Regions from separate parts of the Homo sapiens genome. Here region 2 is linked to region 1. A link is a contact called in ENCODE Hi-C or POLR2A ChIA-PET data. All regions are on one chromosome and are shown on one strand. Each heading gives the region's core, a stretch centred on a gene start or an enhancer-like site at or near the end of the contact. The rest is flanking DNA. Distances are from core to core; before and after follow the strand shown. Region 1 overlaps RIN2 (Ras and Rab interactor 2). Region 2 overlaps RIN2 (Ras and Rab interactor 2).

What was found. Hi-C counts contacts between places; a loop is a spot of excess contacts on that map. ChIA-PET counts read pairs that join two places held with the same protein, here RNA polymerase II (POLR2A). Pooled maps may share reads with other maps.
Region 2: a loop to region 1 is called in a map of CD14-positive monocyte, with 3 times the contacts of the local background. The contact joins two enhancer-like sites. A Hi-C loop is called at or near these places in 3 of 168 maps with a recorded cell type or tissue (CD14-positive monocyte, GM12878 and PC-3) and 4 of 50 pooled maps. POLR2A ChIA-PET finds 5 or more read pairs at or near these places in 5 of 52 experiments (AG04450, GM12878, H1 and 2 more).

The regions. Positions count from the first base shown.
Region 1 is chr20:19,825,894-19,831,018 of GRCh38, reverse strand. All of the region lies in intron 2 of RIN2 (Ras and Rab interactor 2), which reads right to left. Among named protein-coding and RNA genes, the nearest start is that of RIN2, 70 kb to the right of the region's middle. RefSeq lists a silencer at 2,429-2,598. Within about 2 kb of position 2,703, at least 6 of the 41 ENCODE cell types and tissues checked have a DNase peak (open chromatin) inside an H3K27ac peak, as active enhancers do; they include CD14-positive monocyte, where a contact is called at or near this core.
Region 2 is chr20:19,864,607-19,869,618 of GRCh38, reverse strand. All of the region lies in intron 2 of RIN2 (Ras and Rab interactor 2), which reads right to left. Among named protein-coding and RNA genes, the nearest start is that of RIN2, 110 kb to the right of the region's middle. Within about 2 kb of position 1,583, at least 6 of the 41 ENCODE cell types and tissues checked have a DNase peak (open chromatin) inside an H3K27ac peak, as active enhancers do; they include CD14-positive monocyte, where a contact is called at or near this core.

The DNA.
Region 1 (5,125 bases), core at 1,454-3,953:
TAAGGAGCGCCCGTGGGATCAGTGCCTGTGGAATGGGAAGGAAGCAGGAGTGGACACGGGGACATGGAGATGAGGTTCAGGATTCAGGATGAGTCAACCTTATAGGGGTGTCCCGAGGTGGGGTGAGATGGCTATGCCATTGTACCCCCACCAGCATCAGTCATCGCTGGATGTGGGTATCCCTGGGCATGGCATGACCCTTGCCTAGGCAGCCCCCTTCAGCCAAGGTACCCCTGCAGGGGCTGGTGGCAGCTATAGACTCCCCATGGTCAGCACTCCCAGCAGCCGGGCAACAAGTCCCTCCTTAAGGGGCATCTGGTGGTGCATCACAGTGTCCACCATGCTAATGATACTGCATTCATTTTAGCAACACATCATGTGGCAGTTGTTCATGCTTTATTCCACAGCAACAGGAAATTCCGGCCCAACCTCATTGAGAGTCCTGGAAACTGAATGACTGGCCTTGAGTAGGTTGTGATAAACATTTGCTGGTATGTTATGCACTGTGGGACATGACATTGGAAAGGGCTGAGGCTTGTGGCTGATGGTCATATTATTAAGGTATCCCTCATGTGGCAGGAAGATGCTACACCTGAGAGTGCAGGGGGTCTTCACCAAACTGCACAAGAATGAAGCATGAAAGAGAGGCCAAGAAAGGATTCTAAGGTCATGCCATGTAAGTAAAAGAAGATTTGAGGCCTGGCATAAAAGTTAATGAAAAGCTAGCTTGGCTTTAGAGAACTTGGTAAAAAAAAATGTGAAGCTAGTTAGAGAAACCAGCAGTCTCATGACCTCACACAGTCATCAGGATTGGCCTTGGCTAAAAAACAAATGGTTTCATAAAAATGATATTTTAAAATGCAAATTTCATCCTACTCTCCCTTCCTTTGGAAAATATGTCTTCCTGAGGTGGACTGCTATCATTTGGGTATCCCCCAAATCTTTTGATCACAATCCGTATTTTGATAGTGTCGTTCAGGATAATTTCTGTCTTTCCAACATACGATGCAAAAATAAGACAACAGAAACCTCATTTTCTGGCCTCCTTGCTGCTGGGATATGGCTACGTGATTTAGATTCTACCACGCAGATGGGCTCCCACAAGGCTTTGTTGGGAACTGAGTGATGCAGGGAATGAGACAGAGTCAGGGGCATCATTTTGTGGTCAGGGGCCATGGCAGAGCTGGAGTTGCTCTGAGCAGCAGCCCTGAGGGGGTCTCCCAATTCAGCAGCTTCCTGACCCCTTCCGTAGTGGCCAACCCCTTGGTGGGCTGATTCTGGTGGGCCATTCTGGGAGTCACTTGGGAAGCCCAGCCTAAACCCCACTGCTTGATCCATCCCTTGACTTTGGGAACTCTGTTCCTCAGTACCCCTCCCTGCCTAAACCAGCTAGAGGCGATTCTCTAGTATGCATCTAAAAACCCTGACCAATACATTTCCTATAGTCACAACAGTGGATTTTTGAACTTTTTAAGCCGGCACACTTTCATCAAACACAACAGCCTATAGAAGCCCAGTATACAACGTAGATGATATACAAAATTGTTCTTCCCACCCTCCTCACTCTAGAGCTCTCTGTTGCTCCTGTGAACTCACCCCTGGGAGAAAGCATAGTTATTACAGAGGGTCCTTCATATACTGGATTCAATCCATTTTTTTTTCTTTTTTTGGCTTCATCTCCTATCATGCCCCCAAAGTCCTACAAATTAATAAGTTAATCCAATTTGCAAGCACGCCATACAACTTTGGGTTTCCATAACTGCTCATCTTCTCTTCTGTCTTCCTGGGATGTCTGTCATGAGTAGATCTGCCAGGAAAATGCTCATGTACTCTTCAAGAACCCAATCAATCAGAACCTCCATGAACCTCTCACCCAAAGCGTCCCATCATATAGGTGGCAATTTCAGTAGCCTCTTAGCATTCATGAGCCTACTATTTCCAGAGGTAGCTATTATTCTCTGCTGAGGATCCCAGGTAATCTGCATGTTTGCTGAGGCACAAATTTGAATCATTAGTATATTAAACGTGGTGAAATGCCCTGGCTTTTCCTTTCCTTCCACCCACCCTATCAACCAGGGCTTCACATGAGCCAAACCAAGCCTAGCAGGAAGCCAGTTAGCAAAGGGAGCCTCAGACGACGTAGCCGGTTGGACCATCCCAATGATCATACAGAGCAGAACAAGCAAAAATGGACCTAGGATGGTGGAGGAAATGATCAGCTCTGCAGAACTTCCTAGGAGTCAGCAAGATCACAGGGAATGGGACACTCGGTTAGAATGCAACCAAGAGATGGCATATTTTATCATGTTCCATTCATAAGAAACATATTTTTTCTTTTCTTTTGGAGAGTACTAAGCTGTCTCTGTTAAGTCAAGGACAAATAAATCTATGCACCTACATAATGGTTTTCATATTAGAAGATAATGGAGATGAATGGAGGAATAGAATAAAAGGGCTACTGTGATGACAGGATGCCACAGCCACCATCAACGCAGGAAGTGAGTGATTCATTCCTGCTGCAGAAATCAGGCAGAAAGACAGGTGGCAGACTCAGCTGTCCGCACATATTCTCATAGTGTCTCTGTGATAAAAACCATTTCTGACACACACTTGACCTAACTTGTGGGCAGATTCAGCCCTCAGAAGGATCAGAAAGCTGTGGGTGGAGCTGCTATTCTCAACTTACTTCCGATTCACGGGGAGGAACTGATTGGGGAAGTGGAAGTGAGAGGCATTGTAAGAGGAAATTCTTATGTCATCCTTATGTTCACAAAAGCTAGGAATGGGAAACTCAGTTGTGCTGATAAATTTTGTGGTTTACAAACAGAGATTTCACAAAGTTTAAAGGTGAGTTGGAGTCTATAAAAAGTGCCCTCGTTCCCATCAAACAGAATGGGAAGTTCTTGAAAATGGGGTTCTGACACCACAAATAAGTCAGTAGCTAAGAGGGAGAGGTATCACAAGCAGGTGAGTCTGCACCTTTGCAATGAACTCACAGCTGGGCAGCATGCAAATATGGGTAAGGGCTCTAGAGGCTTAAGTGTACCCCAAACAGTGTGCTGGATCTGTGTGAATAATGCCTAGAAGCCTACAGCCCAGGAGAAGGGTATTTTACAAATAAAACAAAGCTAAATAAAACCATAAAATACCTTTTTAAAGGTACTTTTGGAACACAATGTGGTTGACTAGCAGCAAAAAAAAAAAAAAAGAAAAAAAGAAAAGCAAACCTACTAAAGTCCTTGACAATGGGAGCAATTAATTTACATCAGCTGAACACCTAAAGGCTGTAAGACAGGAAGAGGAGACCAGCATTAAAAAGCGGGACTGGATCCTGAAGTCAATTTGGCGGTCATAAGGGCGTACCTGGATCTTCTATAGGCATTTTCTTTTCCAATCTGGAGGACTCACTGCCACACTATGGTTATAAGTTAAATGCATGTGAGATTATTTGTGATCACCTTCAAGCACTCAGGAGAATTAAAGAGGGCTGGACAAAGCTGGTAGATAATGTTGGTCCTTGGCTTCAAAAACAGAGAAGGCAGTAGACTTCTCCAGCTATGAAGCTGTGGGCTCCAGGGCCATTTGAGAGATGATTGCTCTTGGAATTCTTTGCAAGATGGTGTATCTTAGCCAAAACGTGGTCAAGCCCAGGGTCCAGTTTGGGTTTCCCAAGACAAGCTATGTCAGTTTAGCCATATTCCTTATGTACTTCGCAGGGCTATTAGACTAGAAAATTAGAAAAAGGCGGGGTGTGGTGGCTCACGCCTGTAATCCCAGCACTTTGGGAGGCCGAGGCAGGCAGATCACCTGAGGTCAGGAGTTGGAGACCAGTCTGGCCAACATGGCGAGACCCCATCTCTACTAAAAATACAAAAATTAGCTAGGTATGGTAGCACATGCCTGTAATCCCAGCTACTCGGGAGTCTGAGGCAGGAGAATCACTTGAACCCAGGAGGCGGAGGTTGCAGTAAGCTTAGATTGCACCACTGTACTCCAGCCTGGGCAACAAGAGCGAAACTCTGTCTCAAAAAAAAAAAAAAAAACCCAAAACCAAACGAATAGAAAAACCACCACCACCACCACCAACAATAACAAAAATAAAATTAGAAAAAAACTGTTGCATGGATCTGAATTTCAAATAGGGAGTTGACAAATAATGACACCTTTTTAGCAAGAAAAAAATTTGTGCCTAAGAGGATGACAAGAAAATAGTTAAATGCCTGCACACAGGAGCCACAGTTGATGGATTGCCACCAAACAGGAGTAGGCCCCAAGATTCCCTCCGTGCCTGTCCTGCGCAGGATGTTTGCTAAGAAGTTAAACCAGGATAAGGATTGAACAGAGGTTAAGCTAATAGATGACTTAAAGCAGAGAGAATGACAAATCTTATAAATCAGTGTTTCCTAAACACCAGTCATTCATGTACTGCCTTCCCAATGCTTGCTGCCAACTATCAGACAGGATTGTGAATTTTCCTTAAATTTACTCTCTTTTCAACTTGAATCTATAGCAGAAGAAGCTAATGGATATGATGTGCTAATTACATCCTTGCTATGGCTCCATGACTATGAAAACAGGGAAGGGCCACCCCAGGGAATCACTAAGAGTGTGACTTTGAGCAGTTACTTAGTTACCCGTGCCTTAGTTTCCTCATCTGTAAAATGGGTATTGAATGAAATAGTTCATGAAAAAGCACTTCTTAGCACAATGTGTGTAATATAATAAATGATTAATAAATGCTAGCTATTCTCATAATTATTTATTATTAGAATTTTTTTAAAATCCTGGTTTACTAAGGTCAAGATAAAATGTATTCATGCAAATAGTCACTCACCTCCTTTTACAGAGTACATTGTTTAGAAATTAACAGCATACTAAATAAATGCATGCAAAGCACTTTGCAAGTTATTGTTAAAAATATTAACCATAATAATGCATATATTAGCATGAGCAACAAAGATTGACTATAAATCATACTTTTATGCTATAAACTGAATTCATAAGAATTGAAAAATGAAATAAAATTATCACAAAATGCTAATCTGAGTTCCAGCTAAAAATCTTCAGGGCTATACCTACAATCATTGTTGTAACATGCTTTGGAAAGATAGGACCAGATGAAATA
Region 2 (5,012 bases), core at 334-2,833, 40 kb before region 1:
AAATAAAAGCTTAAAAATCTCTAAGCAGTAAAAGTGATTAAGGGATGGCCTAAAGTCCAGGGTGAGGGTGGAGGCTTCATGGAGTGGCATGGGCCAATCCAGCAGCTCCACAATTCAACCAGGCCCCATTTCCCCAGCTTTTTCTATCTCTTGGTTTGGCCCTTCCCTGGGGTCAGTGCTAACCCATCTTCAGTGTGGCCAGTGATGACGTGGCTTCGTCTCCCCACCTCACCATGTCACAAAAGTCAGTAACCTCTGAAGGAATAGTGAGGGTCTTGTTCCCCAGAAACCCTTCCTCTCAAGTTTGGGAAATCCTGCCTAAAACACAAAATCTAATCAAGGTGGCCCTGACATCAGTCCAAACTCTGCCACAGCGTATATGGTCTTCATCAATTTCATTCAAACCTTTATTTGCATTTCTAATCCCTCTCTCCAGCGCAGACTCATCCACCCTGCGTGTTTCTGTATACATCACTCAGTCTCTGTTTAAAATGCCTCACCACCTGGTGAACACTTTTTTTTTTTTTTTTTTTTTTTGAGACGGAGTCTTGCTCTGTCACCCAGGCTGGAGTGCAGTGGCGTGATCTCGGCTCAACTGCAACCTCCACCTCCCGGTTCAAGCAATTCTCCTGTCTCTGCCTCCCGAGTAGCTGGAATTAGAGGCACATGCCACCACACCCAGCTAACTTTTTGTATTTTTAGTAGAGACAAGGTTTCACGATGTTGGCCAGGTTGGTCTTGAACTCCTGACCTTAGGTGATCCACCCCCCTTGGCCTCTCAAAGTGCTGGGATTACAGGTGTGAGCCAGCATGCCCAGCTAGTGAACACCTTTTTATCCCTCAAGACTTAGGTCAGAGATCATCTCTGTGCTAGCTTCCCTTCATTACCTATTCCCATTATCAGCCCTTCCCCTTTCTGGGTCCCCAAGGTCCCTCTGACAGCCTCCACAACATCATGATTATAGCTGTCTGTTTATCTCACATAGGCTGTGTGCCCCTACAGGATGGAGCACGGCCTGTTGTCGAATGTTCACGGTCTGCCCAGCATATCATAAAACCCGGATGAAACCCTAAGACCTGCCCTGCTCATTTCACGTGTTTCCTGGCCCAGTGAAAGTGTGTGGTATGAATTCAGGAGCGAATCTGTAAGAGTACTTCAAACAGTGCTGGACACTAAATAATTTACTAAAATAAAACGTTGTCCAATAAAATACATCTTCATTCCTTTGGGTATTTTACTGCATTAAGGAAAATTACCCTGTTACTCAAGCCACATGGAACCACTAAGAAACTCATAACGTAGCCAGGCGGTGGAAAGCGCGTATGTCCCAATTTCCTGTTTTTCTCCGAGACGCTGCTGCCCCAGCCTGGGTCAGGCGATGCGTGGTTTGTGGCCTGCCACTTGGGCAGCCCTGGCTCAGAAGAAAGGCCATCTTCATTTTATATGGGAAAGTTGGAGAAACCTCAGAAGAGCCGTGGTGCATAAATATCACGTCACCAAAGCAGGGAACTGGCCACACTCACAGGCCTCCTTGGGGCCTGGCTTGGTGTCAGTTCCTGCTGTGGAGCTTGGTTCGGCTCTTTGTGCACCAGCATGCCCCACGCCAGACATGACGACACTGATGGCTTTTGCAGCCCCAGCCACAGAACAGGCTGCTGATGCTGCCCTTTCTTGTCCCACGAAAACGCCTTGCAGTTCAGAGAGCAGGCCGGCTCACCCAGCTGCACAGCATTTTCAGAGCAGCTTTGGGGCCATCATCCAGCAAAGTCTAAATACCCTCCCAGTTTGATTCATCTCTCAGTTTTAGACAAACCACAACTCTTAAAATTCTCCCACTGCAGAGAAACTTGGTGGACACCACCATCTTAACTAAACTATTGGAGCTGGTGTCACCAGGAATAAAACAAACCTGCCACATGTGCCTCCTGATATCTGGGACTGAGGAGGCCACCGCATCACTCTGGGGCATTCCTGCCACGGGTGCAAAACATGAATCTACTGTGAGGAGCATCAGACAAACCTAAACTGAGGGTCACTCTACAAAAATGATTGGCCTGCATGCTCTAAAAACGTAAAGGTCTTAAAAGGCAACAAAAGCTAAGGATACATTTCAGAGTGAAGGAGTCTCTAAACAGAAGTGACAACTCAATTCAATAAATGATCCTCAGTTGGATGCTTAACTGAAAAAAAATGCTGTAAATGACATTATTGGGATAATTGGAAAAACTGAAATATGGGCAACAGATTAAAGTATTGCATCAATGTTAAATTTCCTGAATTTGGTAACTGGATTGTGATGATGTAAAAATATGTCCTTGTTCTTAAGAAGTAAACACTAAAGTATTGAGTGGTAAAGAGGCGTGACTCATGCAACTTACTGTCCAATGGTTTAGAAAAAAGTGTGTGTGTGTGCACATGAGCATGTGTGCACGTGTTGTGTGTGGAGTGAGAGGTAAAAAAGAGAAATAAAACAAATATGGTAAAATGTTAAAATGTGTTAATCTGGATAACTGACATCTTATGAGTCTCTGTACTATACTTGCAAACTTTGTGTAAATTTGAAATTATTTAAAAATGTAAAAATGCATTCCATTAAACAAAAAAAAAAATAAAAATAAACAAGATTCTTAGTGATGGTTTAACGTTTTCGCACAGCAAAACACTAACATGTGTGTTGAAAAATAAATTAATCTGGCCAGGTATGGTGGCTCACTCCTGTAATCCCAGCACTTTGGGAGGCCAAGGCGGGAGAATCGCTTGAGGTCAGGAGATCGAGATCAGCCTGGTCAACATAGTGAAACCCCATCTCTACTAAAAATACAATAATTATGCTGGTGTGGTGGTGCCTGCCTGTAATCCCAGCTACTCAGGAGGCTGAGGCATGAGAATCATTTGAACCTGGGAGGTGGAACTTGCAGTGAGCTGAGATCATGCCACTGCACTCCCGCCTGGGTGACACAGGAAGACTCTGTCTCAAAATAAATAAAATAAAATAAAATATCCAAAATTAATCTAGAAACACAATTTCACGTTAATGTTTTTTAAAAGCTTGAAATTTGATATAAAAAGCATATATGGCTATGTGTTTTGTGAATTTTGTATGCAATGTTAAAGATATACAAAAAGGTTTAAAGATGTAACATGTCTCTCTGCACTCCCCAGCCCTGTGGAGTCCTGTCTATCATATATCCTTTTTCTTTTCAGAGGTTACAAGAATTCTGAACTTGGAGTTCATCAGTCCTATATATCAGGGGTCCCCCACCCCCCAAGACTGCACAGCAGGAGGTGAGCAGTGAGTGAGGCAGTGAAGCTTCATCTGTATTTACAGCCACTCCCCATTGCTCATATTATCACCTGAGCTCTGCCTCCTGTCAGATCAGCAGTGGCATTAGATTCTCATAGTAGCACAAACCCTATTGTGAACTGCACATGCAAGGGATCTACACTCTGTGCTCCTTATGAGAATCTAATGCCTGATGATCTGTCTCCCATCACCCCCAGATGGGACCATCTAGTTGCAGGAAACCAAGCTCAGGGCACCCACTGATTCTACATTAAGGTGACTTGTATAATTATTTAATTATATATTACAATGTAATAATAATAGAAATAAAGTACACAATAAATGTAATGTGCTTGAATCATCCCAAAACCATCCCTCACACAACCCCGGTCTATGGAAAAATTGTCTTCCGTGAAACTGGTCCCTGGTGCCAAAAAGGTTGGGGACCACTTCTATTATATGTATGCAAATGCACCTTTATACATTTGCTACATATGTATGTATGTGTATATTTTTATTATATTTTTGTAAAGTATAACTTTTGGTCAGGCATGGTGGCTCATGCTTGTAATCCCAGCACTTTGGGAGGCCAAAGCAGGATTGCTTAAGGTCAGGAGTTTGAGACCAGGCTGGGGAACAAAGTGAGACCCTCCATCTGTACAAAAAATAAAAAATAAAAATTAGCTGGGCCTGGTGGTGTGTGCCTATAGTTTTAGCTTTTTGAGAGGCTGAGGAGGGAAGATCACTTGAACCCAGGAGTTTGAGGCTGCAGTGAGCCATGATTGCAGCACTGCACTTTAGCCTGGGTTAACAGAGCAAGACACTGTTGCCAAAAAAAAAAAAAAAGAAAGAAAGTATAACTTTTAAAATGAAATTTGAATTTAAAATTGTGTAATCCCTGAAGGACCCCTCAGGGTATGTATTAAGGTTCCAGGGAATACAGTTTTATTGGGCAGTTTTATTTAGCTGAGCTGATCTTTCTGGCTCTTCAGAGGCATTTACCCAGTGGCCTGAGTGTACCTCCTCAGAAAGGAACCTGAATGTTGTGACTATACTGTATAGAAAATATGTCATAGCACACACCTGATGACATGCTGGGACCAAAATATGCCATCTCACAATGGTGACGGTGAGCATCTCTCCTTAACTCTGCCTAAGGACATTCTGTTAGTAATTTGAAGATGATTATGGTTGGAGTATTTATTTACACCATGGAAATTGGCAAGTACTAAATCTGGGGGAGTCGTAAACATTTACAGCAAACCATTGTCTGCACCTTGCTCCCCAGCATCTTTGATGTAAAAGGGATAAGCTAATTCAGGTTTTTCAGGTAGTCTTTCAGATACTTAAAAGAGAAAATGAAGAAATAAAACTTGTTAAGATTTCATATCCTAGCTTGAATGCTATAGAAAGTGTTAAGGTGAATTTAGGTGATCTTAAAAAAATGGTCCAAAATGCCCAAATAGAATCATCCAAATATAATTTACAAATAAAATTTGTCTGGTAGAGAACAACTCCAAAGATGATGGTTTGACGGCCCTTTGAGGATGGTAACCAGTTTTGTATCACAGGCAGCGAGTATATGTAGCCTATTTCAGCAGGATTTCTTTAGACTGATTACATATACACCAATCTCTTGTACCCATCCTGCTTTGAACTAGCTTTACCCACCTGCTGATGCCTTCCTAATAAGTCTTTAACCCCACGCTCCTTATATGTCAATAGGAG